2 separate regions of the Homo sapiens genome follow, and region 1 is linked to region 2. Evidence: chromatin contacts called from ENCODE Hi-C or POLR2A ChIA-PET data. All regions are on one chromosome and are shown on one strand. The core of a region is the stretch at or near the end of the contact, and the rest is flanking DNA. Distances in the headings are between cores, read along the strand shown.

Region 1 (7,538 bases), core at 2,688-5,187, 3.0 Mb before region 2:
CTTCATTCATTCATTTAACCAACACCCACTGAGCACCAACTATGCACTAGTGATACAGGGGTGAACAAACAGACACAGTCCCTGCCTTTGCAGAACTTATGTTCTGGTGGGTGATACAGAGAAATAACAAATGAGGGCACAAATAATGAACTATCATTGTAATGTGCTAACAAAGTATGCAGAATACTATAAGAACATACAATCAAGAATCTAATCTAGTTTATTTTAAAAAAAAGTGGGGGGAGCACTCAGATGTTTAAACACAAAACAATAAAAATGAGGATCTTGAGGGTTATCTGTACACTTTTTATTAACCCATTTGGCCACAACAATAACCCAGTAAAAGTGATTTTACATCTAGTTAACTAGTTGACTCAATGTTATTATAACCCTGTAATGTATTTGTTGGGTGCCTGCTATGTAGTGGGCTGTGTTCCAGGAGTGGGACATAAAGCTATGACAAGATAGATCAGGTCCTTGCCTTGACTGAGTCTGAATACATCACCTTCATTTCCACCTCTGCTTCTAAGACAATCAAATACCTTCCCACTCAGATAGGGATTCATCCTATTTCTTGTAGTAATTATAAGTTCCCAGGGTTACAGATTAGTAAATGCCATACCTAAAGACTTAGGATACTGTGCATAAAACACTTTCAATAGTGTCTGTCAGACAGCAGATGCGCAATAAATGTTGACTTTCGTTAGAATTGTGTTATTATTATAATGCTAAATCTCACGTCCTTTCTGGCACACTGGAGTTCATCTCTTCAATTAAATTCCGTAAGCACATATTGTAAGTAGTCTATCAGAATTGATATACTACTTCATGTTAATGATTGAGATCAGTGAGGAAAACCACTTTAATATTGTCTAATTCCTCTCTTAATGCATAGGAGCCATGTGAACTTAGACAAGCATCAACCTCTGTAAGCCTGTTGTCCTCATATTGAAAAATCGAATAACAATACCTATCTCATTTAATTGTTGTCAGCAAAAGTGGGCAGCAGAAGAGTGGGGATCAATAAATGTTAGCCACAAATCATAACTATTTGTATTACTCTGAAAAAGAGGGGTTAACTTATAGTTCATGCATGCTTCCAAATGAATGTGAAAGACTAAAGAATGAGAATTTTTTTGCTATCAAATTAAAAAATTAACAGGCACATTTAGATTGCTGAAGAGAGAAATTAGGATAAGTTTTTTTTTTTTTTTGCTCAATTAAAAACGTTTTCAATGGCATATTTAAAACTACGTATTCTTCCCCATTAAGATCTGCAGAGAAAAAAAAATGAAGGGAGAATAATTGGGAACTCTTGTGAAATCATAAATTATTTAAGCAGAGTACCTACCACTAAGGATTTGAGCATGTATGAGCGATGAGGTGGATTCTTAGAGCAGAGATTCAGCAGTGAGACAGGCTAATGGCATGGGGAGATGTGTTCTATTAGACAACTGTATTGTCCCCTTAATTATATACATATATATGTATATAATATATATGTGTATACATATGTATACATACATGTATATATAAATAGAATTCTTAATCATTTTAAGCAGTGTACAAGGATAATTATTAGCATGGGCTATTTAACTCACTTTTAAAACGTGTAAAACATTATTGTAGGGTTGGGTCTTGATTTGTTTCCCATGAAACTGTTGGTAGTTTAGGGGCCAAATTAACGAAAGACATCTCATTCTAGTGCTTGAGGCTCAGAAATTGGAAAAACGGGCAACTAGGTCAAGCAGTGTTCTCATAGCCTCACAGATGAGCATCCAAAGCAAGGGCCTCCTTCTAGTTGACTTGTGCCAAGGGACAGGAGAAGCGGAGTCTGCCTTCTGGGTCCAGAAGGGGGTTTTGTTAACATGGAGTTGCTCAGCGCCCTTCATAAAAATTCTTCTGGCTGAGGGTTCTACGTTGGCATACGGTTGGTTCCCTCTTCTTTTCCGAGGTGGCGAGTATCTCTTCCTTTGCCAAGATGGCGGCTCCAGAATCCTCTGGAGGCGGCCCCCGTAGATCGTCTCCGGACAAGAGGCTTGCTGAAAGCCTACTTCTTTCCTTTCACATCAGACAATGCACAGGGAACCGTTTACCCTTGAGAACCAAGGAAGGACGGCTTAGGCTACCCGCGATCGCGAACCTTTGCCAAGATGGTGGCCGCGGGGACGGGCTGGCGACACTGTACCCTACCAAGATGGCGGCGGGCGGCTTCCGGGACGCGCTTCCCCAATCGTCTTCAAGATGTCAGAGCAGGGGGAGCCGCCGTCAGTCTGAGCGCGGCGGGAGGTGAGAGAGTGGCTGTGGCCGAGCGCCCGAGCAGGATTAGGTGGAGCTGCGGCAGCCCCCGCCCGTGTCAGGAGCTGGCAAGCGATGTCACCTGTGGGGGCGCAAAAGTTACCTCCCCAAACCCTAAACCCACACAGCACAACCTTTCCCAGAGTCACAAAAATCATAATCTGTGCCGCACAAGGTAGGAGGCTCGGTCCCGGCATCGTCCAAGCCTTCCCGACGCGGCGAGCTGGGGAAGGGAGCTGGGGCGGGGGCTTCCCGCACGGGCACCCCTCGCCCCACGGCCCTCTCCTTTCTCAGGACGGACCACGAGTTCCCTTCCCCTTGGACTGAGGGGGAAGCTCCTAACAGGAACATCTGTAGGGAGTTGAACGCTGGCATTTTAAAGCTGCCTGTATTTTGTTTTATTTGTAGGGGCAGGGGTCCTATGAACGTGATAGGGTGAGCAACGCACAGAGTCGAGGGCAGCAAATGTCAAGATTCGGGGGTGGGGCCTGCACCGGGAACTTGGACGCGGGCCCTGGCCGGGGTGGAAGAAGAGGTCAGGAGTTTCGGAAGGGGGGCTATATTTCGCCAGCAACTTACTATTTCGCCTGCAACTTGCTTTTAAGCCTGCCGCCCCCTGCTTTCCTTAATCATAATAATAAAAAAAAAGTGCAAAGAAATCCAGCTCGCTGGAGGTTTTGCATTTGGCGTGCAACTTCCTTCGAGTGTGAGCACATTGGGCGGGAGGGGTGGGGGTTGAACTTGGCAGGCGGCGCCTCCTTCTGCCGCCGCCGCCGCCTCGCAGACTCGGGGAAGAGGGTGGGGGACGGTCGGGGCGCGGGGGAGGGTGGGTTCTGCTTTGCAACTTCTCTCCCAGTGCGAGAGCGCGGCGGCGGCAGCTGAAGACCCGGCCGCCCAGATGATGCGGTGGTGGGGGACCTGCCGGCACGCGACTCCCCCCGGGCCCAAAGTACGTATGCGCCGACCCCCGCTATCCCGTCCCTTCCCTGAAGCCTCCCCAGAGGGCGTGTCAGGCCGCCCGGCCCCGAGCGCGGCCGAGACGCTGCGGCACCGTTTCCGTGCAACCCCGTAGCCCCTTTCGAAGTGACACACTTCACGCAACTCGGCCCGGCGGCGGCGGCGCGGGCCACTCACGCAGCTCAGCCGCGGGAGGCGCCCCGGCTCTTGTGGCCCGCCCGCTGTCACCCGCAGGGGCACTGGCGGCGCTTGCCGCCAAGGGGCAGAGCGAGCTCCCGAGTGGGTCTGGAGCCGCGGAGCTGGGCGGGGGCGGGAAGGAGGTAGCGAGAAAAGAAACTGGAGAAACTCGGTGGCCCTCTTAACGCCGCCCCAGAGAGACCAGGTCGGCCCCCGCCGCTGCCGCCGCCACCCTTTTTCCTGGGGAGTTGGGGGCGGGGGGCGAAGCGCGGCGCACCGGGCGGGGCGGCCACGCCAGGGGACGCGGGCGTGCAGGCGCCGTCGGGGCCGGGGTGGCGGGGCCCGCGCGGAGGGCGTGGGGGCAGGGACCGCGGGCGCCCCTGCAGTTGCCAAGCGTCACCAACAGGTTGCATCGTTCCCCGCGGCCGCCGCGCGGCCCCTCGGGCGGGGAGCGGCCGGGGGTGGAGTGGGAGCGCGTGTGTGCGAGTGTGTGCGCGCCGTGGCGCCGCCTCCACCCGCTCCCCGCTCGGTCCCGCTCGCTCGCCCAGGCCGGGCTGCCCTTTCGCGTGTCCGCGCTCTCTTCCCTCCGCCGCCGCCTCCTCCATTTTGCGAGCTCGTGTCTGTGACGGGAGCCCGAGTCACCGCCTGCCCGTCGGGGACGGATTCTGTGGGTGGAAGGAGACGCCGCAGCCGGAGCGGCCGAAGCAGCTGGGACCGGGACGGGGCACGCGCGCCCGGAACCTCGACCCGCGGAGCCCGGCGCGGGGCGGAGGGCTGGCTTGTCAGCTGGGCAATGGGAGACTTTCTTAAATAGGGGCTCTCCCCCCACCCATGGAGAAAGGGGCGGCTGTTTACTTCCTTTTTTTAGAAAAAAAAAATATATTTCCCTCCTGCTCCTTCTGCGTTCACAAGCTAAGTTGTTTATCTCGGCTGCGGCGGGAACTGCGGACGGTGGCGGGCGAGCGGCTCCTCTGCCAGAGGTAAGAAGCGAGGCGGGAGGGGGCCGGGGCGCGCTCGCTCCCCCGAGGTGCCGCTGGGACCGGAGACAACTCGGGGGCCGCCGCGGGAGCCTACAAACTTTTATTAGCCTCGGGGAGTGGGGGTGGGGGGCTGGCAAGGGCCGGGCGACGGTGACGAAAGGGCAGCGCGCGGGTGACAGCGCTGGCCTCTTCCTCTCCCTCCGCAGGCGTCCCCTGGCCGGGCCGAGGGGGAGGAACCTGACCTCGGACGGCGAGCGGAGCCCTGTCGAACTGCCGGGGGCTTCGAGCCTCTCATTCCTCGCGGGAATCCTGGCCTCTTTTCTCCCCCTAGTGTCCCCTTTCCCTCCAAGGGGGTCGCCCGACACCCGTTTTCGTGGTGAACGCTAAGCCGCGTCTGAATTTTACTCGCCCGAATATTTGCACGCCACCCCGGCGCGCCCGAGCGCGAGCCCGGGCTCCGGGGAGGCCCCGGCGGCGCCTGGCTTGAGGAGGGCGTGCGGGGCGCGTGAGGGTGCACACGCGGGGGGCTGACAGCCCGCAACTTGGAGACTGCGGCCGGGGCCGGCGTTATCTGTTAGAAGTGGGCGTGTCGGAGAGAGAACTCAACAGGTCTGGACGTACTTCTCTTTTAACCTCGCACTTTTTTCTCTTCTCCACCCCCGCCCCGCAAGGGCTTGCTCTTTAGCGTTTGTTGTTAATTCGCGCCTGAGGTTTCTAAGTGGCCCCTTTTAGAAAAAGACCCCCTGTAACCGTAATGGTTTTGTGCTGCGATTTTTACAAGTGCTAGTTTGACGTTTGGGGTTGCAGACTTGATAATTGCAACCTTGTAATACCACTTAAGACCCTCTGGCATGGTTCATTAGGGCCAATTAATGTGGCTGGGTTATTTGCAACTTAAACTGGGGGATAATGTCGCTTGAGGGAGCGTTTTCGTTTTAGGAAATATTGTTTTGGTTTCGGGTTTGAAGGCAGCTGTCAAAAAAGCGGCATGGAAATTCATTGGGCTCCATTCGATACCTCGTGTTTAGAGATCGTTATCGCCTCAGATAAACGGGGCAGAGAGGTGGGGAGATAAGCAGTTTACCCTCAAGATTTGTAGTGGCAAGTCCACACCCCTCTCTCTACCTTCATATTCACTTTTCAGTGAGGGCCAGTGACATTTATGCTGCCTAACGTCATCGCATAGGAAAAGTTACCTTTTATTGGACGGGATTTGACTATAGTGTCCCAAATGCGCTTCTCCGTCTTAGCCCATCTCTTAAAACACCCTGATTAACGATATACTAACAGTCTTACTCTCTTGAGAATAGGCTGAGAATTGGGATAGGTGAAGGTTTGGATAGGTGAAGGCAGAGAAAATTATTTTGAACATTTTACTGGATACAGTTGTACCTGAATTTATATGAATGTGATTTTACGGTTCTGTGTTTTTCCATTTTTCAGTACTTCGATATTTGTTTGGAAAGGAAAGAACTTAGAGATGTAATAGCATTTCATATTGAGGATCTCAAGCAATGTAAACAAATGTAGCTTAATCTAGATGTTTTTGTGAGTTATGATAAGGGTCAGCTATATTTAAGTTATGTAAGCTAACAACGTAGTGAGAAACTACTACACCTTCTCTTCTGCTCTTTAAAATCTAAATTTTAGTTGGCCTATATAAAGTGTATCTCATTTCATATATCCAAAATTTGGAGGTAGGCACATCCAGTCAGAAGTATGGGTTAAAAAGCCTTTTCCCAGCCTGTCGGAAGATAAGCAGATCAGCATTGTTTATTTTTCAAAGAAAACGTGCATGGTTCACCAGTTGGTTGTACTCAAAGGTTTGGATGTGTGACTAGCTGGTAGGAGGGAAATTTGGAAGTAATTAGGGATTGAGAATTCTAGCATAGTATTTATCAAATGTTATATGTATTGGTTCTCAGAAAAGCAAACAGCCGTGATTGAAAAGAGGTAGGAATTTTAATGATCACACTTCCTTTTTTTGAAATTAAATACTTTGACATCAACTTGAACCTTCAGAATAATCAGATGTAATGAATTATAATGTCTGTGATTAACAAAGCTACACGTTCAGTGAGCGGCAGGATGAATAGCCAAGCTTAGTTCGATACACTTTTGCCCTCAGCTGTGCAAATGGATTGCATTGTACTTTTAAATGTGGCATGCTGAATGGGAGCAGGGGACATGGCTTTTTATTCTGGAAGATAGAAACTACTCTTCTGGTAACAAAGAATTTGATTCGGAGTTAACTAAAAGGTTCATTTAACAAGCTGCCTCTTACTAATCGGATCAGGAAGATAATGTGACTTTAGAGCTTATGATGTTTTCCCCCCGTTTTTGTTTTTTGTTTTGTAGTTGATATTCACTGATGGACTCCAAAGAATCATTAACTCCTGGTAGAGAAGAAAACCCCAGCAGTGTGCTTGCTCAGGAGAGGGGAGATGTGATGGACTTCTATAAAACCCTAAGAGGAGGAGCTACTGTGAAGGTTTCTGCGTCTTCACCCTCACTGGCTGTCGCTTCTCAATCAGACTCCAAGCAGCGAAGACTTTTGGTTGATTTTCCAAAAGGCTCAGTAAGCAATGCGCAGCAGCCAGATCTGTCCAAAGCAGTTTCACTCTCAATGGGACTGTATATGGGAGAGACAGAAACAAAAGTGATGGGAAATGACCTGGGATTCCCACAGCAGGGCCAAATCAGCCTTTCCTCGGGGGAAACAGACTTAAAGCTTTTGGAAGAAAGCATTGCAAACCTCAATAGGTCGACCAGTGTTCCAGAGAACCCCAAGAGTTCAGCATCCACTGCTGTGTCTGCTGCCCCCACAGAGAAGGAGTTTCCAAAAACTCACTCTGATGTATCTTCAGAACAGCAACATTTGAAGGGCCAGACTGGCACCAACGGTGGCAATGTGAAATTGTATACCACAGACCAAAGCACCTTTGACATTTTGCAGGATTTGGAGTTTTCTTCTGGGTCCCCAGGTAAAGAGACGAATGAGAGTCCTTGGAGATCAGACCTGTTGATAGATGAAAACTGTTTGCTTTCTCCTCTGGCGGGAGAAGACGATTCATTCCTTTTGGAAGGAAACTCGAATGAGGACTGCAAGCCTCTCATTTTACCGGA
Region 2 (6,904 bases), core at 357-2,856:
AGCGAAACTCCATCTCAAAAAAAAAAAAAAAAAAAAAAAAAAGAAGAGGTTTCCACAGGTTGCCCCACTTTCTCCAAGCCTAAAACCTCCGAGTTCAGCTACCCAGCTATTCCGAAGCTCAGGGATGCCCTGGAACTTCCTTTTCCTGTCTAACTTCACAAAAGGTCCCAGAAGGAGGAGTCACGTGATTTTTCAGGGTAAAAGCCGAGAGATCCCTAATACTCAAACCTGTCTCAAACTGAAGAGGGAGAATAAGAACCGTCCTTAAGCACACAGGTAAGACACACACAAGGCAGAAGGCAAATAAACGTATCCCTCAACTCTGAGGAGAGGCAAAGAAGAGAAACGATCTTTGCACCAGCTCTGTCTCTGTCTCTGTTTGTCTCTCTCAGTACCAAGGGCAGGGACTCTGGCAAGACCCCGCCCCCCACCCCCAACTCCAAAGCAGGGTGGGCGGGAGGCAGCCTGAGGAGTCCCTGTTCCCGCGCGAAGCTCAGAGACCAAAGGACTCCCTATTGTGGGTCTACGAATGGTGACGGGAACCTGTCCCGCTCGAGCTAAAGAGTAAGCCGAGGGCTCACTAGGCCCTCACCGCGGCCACCGCCGCCATGGAGCCGACCGCTGTCACAGAAGGGCTCCACCAGGGAAGCGGGAGGATGGCCCCGGCCCAGAGCCTACCCAAAGAGAATTCACGCCTCACAATGTGTGGGAGGCGAGGGTCCCGGAGCCTTACCTCGGACACTTCGTCCTCGTCACTGCCAGAGGCACCACCTCCACCCCCGGTCCTCAGCACGGCAGCCGCCAACTTGAAATCCAGCGCCGCGTCCCCTCCGCCCGTACCGCTGCCGCTGCCGCCGCCGCCGCTGCTGCCGACTCCCGACGCTGGCCCGGCCTCCCCAAAGAGCCTCACGGTGCGGATCCCCAGACCGACCCCTCCCGGCGGAGGCGGCTCCGAGGCCCCAGCTGGGGCGGATCGCGGAGCCACAGAGTCCAGGTCCTCCTCAAAGGAGGTGCCGCCGCCTCCGCTATCAGTCAGCATTGTTCGCACCCGGAGCCGGAGACGGTGCCGACCCACTCGCGGTCACCGCCGCCGCTGATCTCGGGAACGAGAAGAGCAGCAAGAGGAAGAAGCGTCTCCTTTCCCCCGTCCCAGCAGCGCCACTAACTTCTCACTGCCTAACCTGCTGCCTCCCGCCCCCTCGACTCGCCACTGGCTGCAATACCCTGGCGGCTGCAGATCATTGGCCAAAGTGACCCGTCGCTCAGGCTCTTCGTCACGCGCCGCTCGCTGGCTCGCAGCCGCCAAGCTGCGTTGACCCGCGCAGGCCTAGGCGGTTGCGAACACCCGCCTCCCACTCTTCACCAGCTGACTTCCGCTCTTTTCCTATGTCTATTGGCCAACCCGCCTGACTATCGCGTCACGACCTTAAAGTGGATTAGTTGGCCTTGTGGTCAGTCATAGTGACCCCGAACAATGGGAGAATTCATTGGCGCCATAAAGTGTCGGTCACTTTGTCGCGGGACGTCGCGTGGTACAATTGGCCTGTGGGAGTACCATTGATCCCGCCCTCATCTGAGGTGACGGGAAAGGGCCGGGAAATTTCCACTTCTGAATAAAATGACTGCTGAAGTGATGACCCGCAAGAATTGGTCAAATTTGGAGTAGACTTCACCCTGCGCTTGGTGAAACTTCTACGTCAAGGATGCAAGAGGCGCCGAAGTAACGCAGCTCCCACCTGTCGCTCTCCGCTGGGCGCCGAGACTATGGCCGGAGAATAGCTGCACCGGGATTGGAGAAAGGAAGCCATCAGTCTTAGGAAGGCTCCACCTTCCTGCCATTGCCTGGTTGGAGGAGCGTAGCGTCAGTCACTAGAGCAGTCACCACCTCTGGGACAGGTGAAGATGTGTAACCTATTTGCCGGGGGCTATTTGGGAGGGAATAGAGGACGGGGAGCGATGAGGGGACAGTCGAGGGGCAAGGCCGATCTCGCTTCGCGCCTCCCGCCTTTCTGAGTTGAGCCTAGCGCGCGGGTCTGAGGGACATCCGGGGAGCTGCTTGGGATGGCCGCCTTGGGGAGACTCGACCCGCCCGCCAGGACCCGGCCGCGCGCCGCAGTTCGGGCGCCTTCGGGCAGGATCGCCCAGCGGGGCCGCGTTCTCCTGCTTGCGGACGGCTGCGGGCCTGAGGGCTGGACAGCGCCATGCCTCAGTACCGGGAACTGTCCCACGTAGGAAGGTGGGAATGCCGCGAACGGCGTGCGGAATCCGACCTCAAGGTGGAACGGGGTGGTGAAGAGTGCATGCTCCGAGGCAGTTTCGAGTTCTGGTGCTGCCACTTACTTGCTGCCTGACTTCGGCGCGTTTGCTGTTTCATTTTTGTGACTTTCAACTCGCTCCTCTGTGAAATGGGAGTAATATTAGTACCTTCCTCATTGGGTTGTTGTTATGAATAAATTAGATGATAATATAGCGCTTAGCAAAGTCCCAAACTTACAGGAAAGACTCATTTTTGCTAGTTATTGTCTCCTCTTCCTTCAGGAACTCTCTGCTCGCCCCTGGGTCCTGCCAGCCCAACTAATTCTAGTTCTAATCAGATCTGTGTGGTGCAAAACAAGGCTAGCTGTGGTGGTCTTCCCTCCTCTAAGGAGATCTCTTCCTCCCTATATGCATCTCTCTATCTCTGTCTTTATCTTGTCAGTAAAGAGGGGGGTTAAAAATATTCAGATTCTATAGCGGGCGCCGTGGCTCACGCCTGTAATCCCAACACTATGGGATGTTGAGGCGGGCGGATCATTTGAACCCAGTAGTTCGAGCCCAGCCTAGGCAACATGGTGAAATCCCGTCTTTACCAAAAATACAAAAATTGGGCTCGGCGCGGTGACTCACGCCTGTTAATCCCAGCACTTTGGGAGGCCTAGGTGGGCGGATCATTTGAGGTTAGGAGTTCTAGACCAGCCTGGCCAACATGGCGAAACCCCGTCTATACTAAAAATACAAAAATTAGCCAGATGTGATGGTGCGTGCCTGTAATCCCAGCTACTCGGGAGGCTGAGGCAGGAGAATCACTTGAACCCAGGAGGCGAAGTTTGCAGTGAGCCAAGATCGTGCCACTGCACTCCAGGTTAGGCGACAGAGCAACACATCGTCTCAAAAAAAAAAAAAAAATTAGCCGAGCATGGTGGTGCATGCCTGTAATTCCAGCTACTCAGGAGGCTGAGGTGGGAGGGATCCCCTGAGCCTGGGAGATGGAGGTTGCAGTGAGCCGAGATCGTGCCACTGAACTCCAGCCTGAGCAACAGAGCGGTGCCCTGTCTAAAAAAATTAAAAAAATAAAAAAAAAACGGTTTCTATCTAATCCTTTAATCAGACATGACCAAAAAAGGAGTCTGGTGGTTTGTATGGAAAATATCCTTTGACCCAGAGAATGTCCATATGATAACAGAATTTGGCTGAAAAAAAAAAAAATGGCCGGGCGCAGTGGCTCACACCTGTAATCCCAGCACCTTGGGAGGCAGAGGTGAGCGGATCACGAGGTCAGGAGATGGAGACCATCCTGGCCAACATGGTGAAACCCCGTCTCTACTAAAAATACAAAAATTAGCCAAGTGTGGCGGCGCGTGCCTGTAATCCCAGCTACTCGGGTGGCTGAGGCAAGAGAATCGCTTGAACCCAGGAGGCGGAGGTTGCAGTGAGCCGAGATCGCACCACTGCACTGCAGCCTGGCGACAGAGCAAGACTCAGTCTCAAAAAAAAAAAAAAAAAGTCATTTTCTCCTCTCTTACAACTTTAACAAAGGCCTTTATATATCTCAACTGTGCAATATTTAATATTTCGTCATCCTTAAACTGGGATCTTAAAATTTTATAAGAATATAATGATTTTTAAAATAACTTTAAAAGTTGATTCTGCCAAACATTTATTTAAAAAACATTTTGAATATCATAAACATTTCTTTGGCTTAGTAATTGCTCATTTTGACATTTCACATGTAAAGGATAGTGTTTTCTATGAGCAGAACATGTTTGTTAAATGTTCTTTCTAGATAATAAATAAGTTGTAGAAAATGTTAAAAAAAAGTCTTGTACCTATTCTAGAGAACTATTTTAATGTAAATGCTATGTACACTGGCTTTAGTTAGCATTTGTGGAACTTAATTAGCCTATATCCTCAGTGCTGTTAAGTTTTCAAGGCATGTGTGACTAAGTCACAACCCAAACTAATAACACCAACAAAAGAAACCTGGCACTGCCCAACCCACTTCAAAGCTGGATTATCCAGAATTGGTATGGATACATCCTTAGGCAAAAACAGGTATTGACTGGTACAGCATTACAAAGGAACTAGTTGTCATGCTTACTACTGATACAAAAATAATTTCTGATGCAACTCCCTGAACAAACTCATTAAATTCTTTAAACAAATACAATGACTCTCAAGGACACAGGGAAAGGAAATCTGGATATATATACATTTTTCTCAATTTATTTGAGAGGGAAGAAAACACTCTCTTTACTCAGTGCCTAGCAACTAACCCTGAGTATAGCTAAAGAAATGTGATTGAGCAATAATCTTTGTTTCACCAGGACCTTTACTTGAGATACTTGTCAGTAGTTTGACAGTCAGTATGGGAATTAGGAACTCCTAGTCTCCTATATTTTGGTGACTGCTATATAGAATCTCTATTAAATGTGATTTAATGGCTGGGCATGGTGGCTCACGCCTGTAATCCCAGTACTTTGGGAGGCCAAGGTGGGTGGATCACCCGAGGTCAGGAGTTCCAGACCAGCCTGGCCAACATGATGAAACCCCGTCTCTACTAAAAATACAAAAAATTAGCCAGGCGTGGTGGTGGGCGCCTATAATCCCAGCTACTCAGGAGGCTGAGGCGGGAGAATTGCTTGCACCTGGGAGGCAGAGGTTTCAGTGAGCCAAGATCACACCACGGCACTTCAGCCTGGGCAACATGAGTGAAACTTTGTCTCGAAAAAAAAAAAAAAAGAAAGAAAGAAAATGTGATTCAATAGTTCCATATATACTACATTCCTATGGTTTTAAAATTTGAAAACTCATTGATAAATCATCACAATATCAAGTGATACATTTGACAAATAAATAAAATCACACTCAGGCCAGGTATGGTGGCTCATGCCTGTAATACCAGCACTTTGGGAGGCTGAGGTGGGTGGATCACTTGAGGTCAGGAGTTCAAGACCATCCTGGCCAACATGGTGAAATCCTGTCTCTACTAAAAATACAAAAATTGGGCTGGGTGTGGGGTCTCATGCCTGTAATCCCAGCACTTTGGGAGGCTGAGGCGGGTGGATCACAAGGTCAGGAGTTCGAGACCAGCCTGATCAACATGGCGAAACCCCATTTCTACTAAAAATACAAAAATTAGCTGGGCGTGGTGGCACGCACCTGTAATCCCAGCTACTCAGGAGGCTGAGTCAGGAGAATCGCTTGAATCTGGGAGGCAGAGGTTGCAGTGAGCTGAGAACACGCCATTGCACTCCAGCCTGGGTGACAGAGCGAGACTCTGTCTCAAGAAAAAAAATGGAGTGGAGATTTGCTCAGTGGCAGTATCATAGCCAAAGGCATCATTATTGCTAATTGAAAACTTTTCCCAATAACCTGCCATGGCCTTGAAATATAGTAAGCATTGGGAATTTTGAGTCTCTATGGAATAAAGAAGAAAAAAAAGCCAGTGGGACTATTTAGAATCTACTTATAATGTGTTTCAAAGCACTGTGTTTTGACCATCTTTCAGATCAAGAAGGATAAAAAACACATGGCCGGGCACGGTGGCTCACACCTGTAATCCCAGCACTTTGGGAGGCCCAGGCGGGCGGATCACGAGGTCAGGAGATTGAGGCCATCCTGGCTAACACGGTGAAACCTCATCTCTACTGAAAATACAAAAAAAATTAGCTGGGCATGGTGGTGGGCACCTGTAGTCCCAGCTACTCGGGAGGCTGAGGCAGGAGAATGGCGTGAACCTGGGAGGCAGAGCTTGCAGTGAGCCGAGATCTTGACACTGCACTCCAGCCTGGGCGACAGAGCAAGACTCCGTCTCAAAAAAAAAAAAAAAAAAACATAAAAACTGTATAGCCGAAGGATTTTTATTTTGTTATTTTGTTTTTTTGAGACAGGTTCTCACCCTGTCTCTGGGGCTGAAGTGCAGTGGTGCAATCACCTGCTCACTGCAGCCTCAACCTCGCAGGCTCAAGCGATTCTCCCACCTTAGCTTCCCAAAGCTGGGACCACAGGAGTGGACCACCATGCCCAGCTATTTTTTTTTAATTATTTGTGGAGACAGCGGTCTCCCTAGGTTGCTCAGGCTGCTGGCCTCTAACCCCTGGGCTCAAGCAGTCCTCCTGCCTCGGCCTCCCAAAGTGCTGAGATTATGGGTGTGAGCCACTGTGCCCAGCTAGCCCAAGGGTTTCTAAAACTTCTGAAATAATAAGAGTCTTCAAATCCCATAATATGAGATTGACAAACTAAATTATAGATGCAGGGACTTTAGCTACATGAAGTTCTTTCACATGCAACCTGCATTTTCTCCGGACATTTTATTCCTATATGCCAATCCATCTCAGTTCAGCCCATCTATATAAGAAGTAAACCAACATATTTGTTGCACTTGGAGGTCATTTAACCTTTATAATAATCCTATTCAGATTTTACCCATTTTATAGATGAGGAAGTTGAAACTTCAAAATTGTTAAATAACTTGCCCAAGGTTATAAGGCCAGCATATAGAAAAGCTGGGATTTGAATTTATTTCTGCTTGATCCCAAAACCCATGCTCTTCCCACTATATTACATCGATTCCATGGCAACCTCAAAAGCAGAGGAAATTCATCAATCAGGTAAACATGCTTCAACCATTATATCCTTCTTATAA

The links. A loop is a pair of places that touch in the nucleus more often than their neighbours do. ChIA-PET counts read pairs that join two places held with the same protein, here RNA polymerase II (POLR2A). Pooled maps may share reads with other maps.
Region 1: a loop to region 2 is called in a map of CD8-positive, alpha-beta T cell, with 10 times the contacts of the local background. The contact joins the promoter of NR3C1 here to the promoter of ANKHD1-DT in region 2. A Hi-C loop is called at or near these places in 1 of 168 maps with a recorded cell type or tissue (CD8-positive, alpha-beta T cell) and 8 of 50 pooled maps. POLR2A ChIA-PET finds 5 or more read pairs at or near these places in 1 of 52 experiments (Panc1).

Annotation. Positions count from the first base shown.
Region 1 is chr5:143,400,085-143,407,622 of GRCh38, reverse strand. NR3C1 (nuclear receptor subfamily 3 group C member 1) reads left to right here and starts at 3,937. Exons shown (of 9, transcript NM_000176.3): 1 at 3,937-4,412; 2 at 6,771-7,538. The coding sequence starts at 6,784. It overlaps LOC128966704, which reads left to right. Exons shown (of 2, transcript XM_054328421.1): 1 at 1-2,289; 2 at 2,707-2,957. The coding sequence starts at 1,982. The coding sequence ends at 2,737. RefSeq lists enhancers at 1,732-1,781, 1,502-2,268, 2,742-2,881, 2,922-2,991, 2,269-3,036 and 2 more and silencers at 3,042-4,311, 4,552-4,631, 4,842-4,941.
Region 2 is chr5:140,396,103-140,403,006 of GRCh38, reverse strand. It overlaps ANKHD1-DT (ANKHD1 divergent transcript), which reads left to right and starts at 1,606. Exons shown (of 2, transcript NR_186045.1): 1 at 1,606-1,896. ANKHD1-EIF4EBP3 (ANKHD1-EIF4EBP3 readthrough) reads right to left here and starts at 1,174. Exons shown (of 36, transcript NM_020690.6): 1 at 734-1,174. The coding sequence starts at 1,039. It overlaps ANKHD1 (ankyrin repeat and KH domain containing 1), which reads right to left and starts at 1,174. Exons shown (of 34, transcript NM_017747.3): 1 at 734-1,174. The coding sequence starts at 1,039. It also overlaps the pseudogene RNU4-14P. RefSeq lists enhancers at 971-1,860, 2,051-2,100, 2,191-2,340, 2,431-2,580.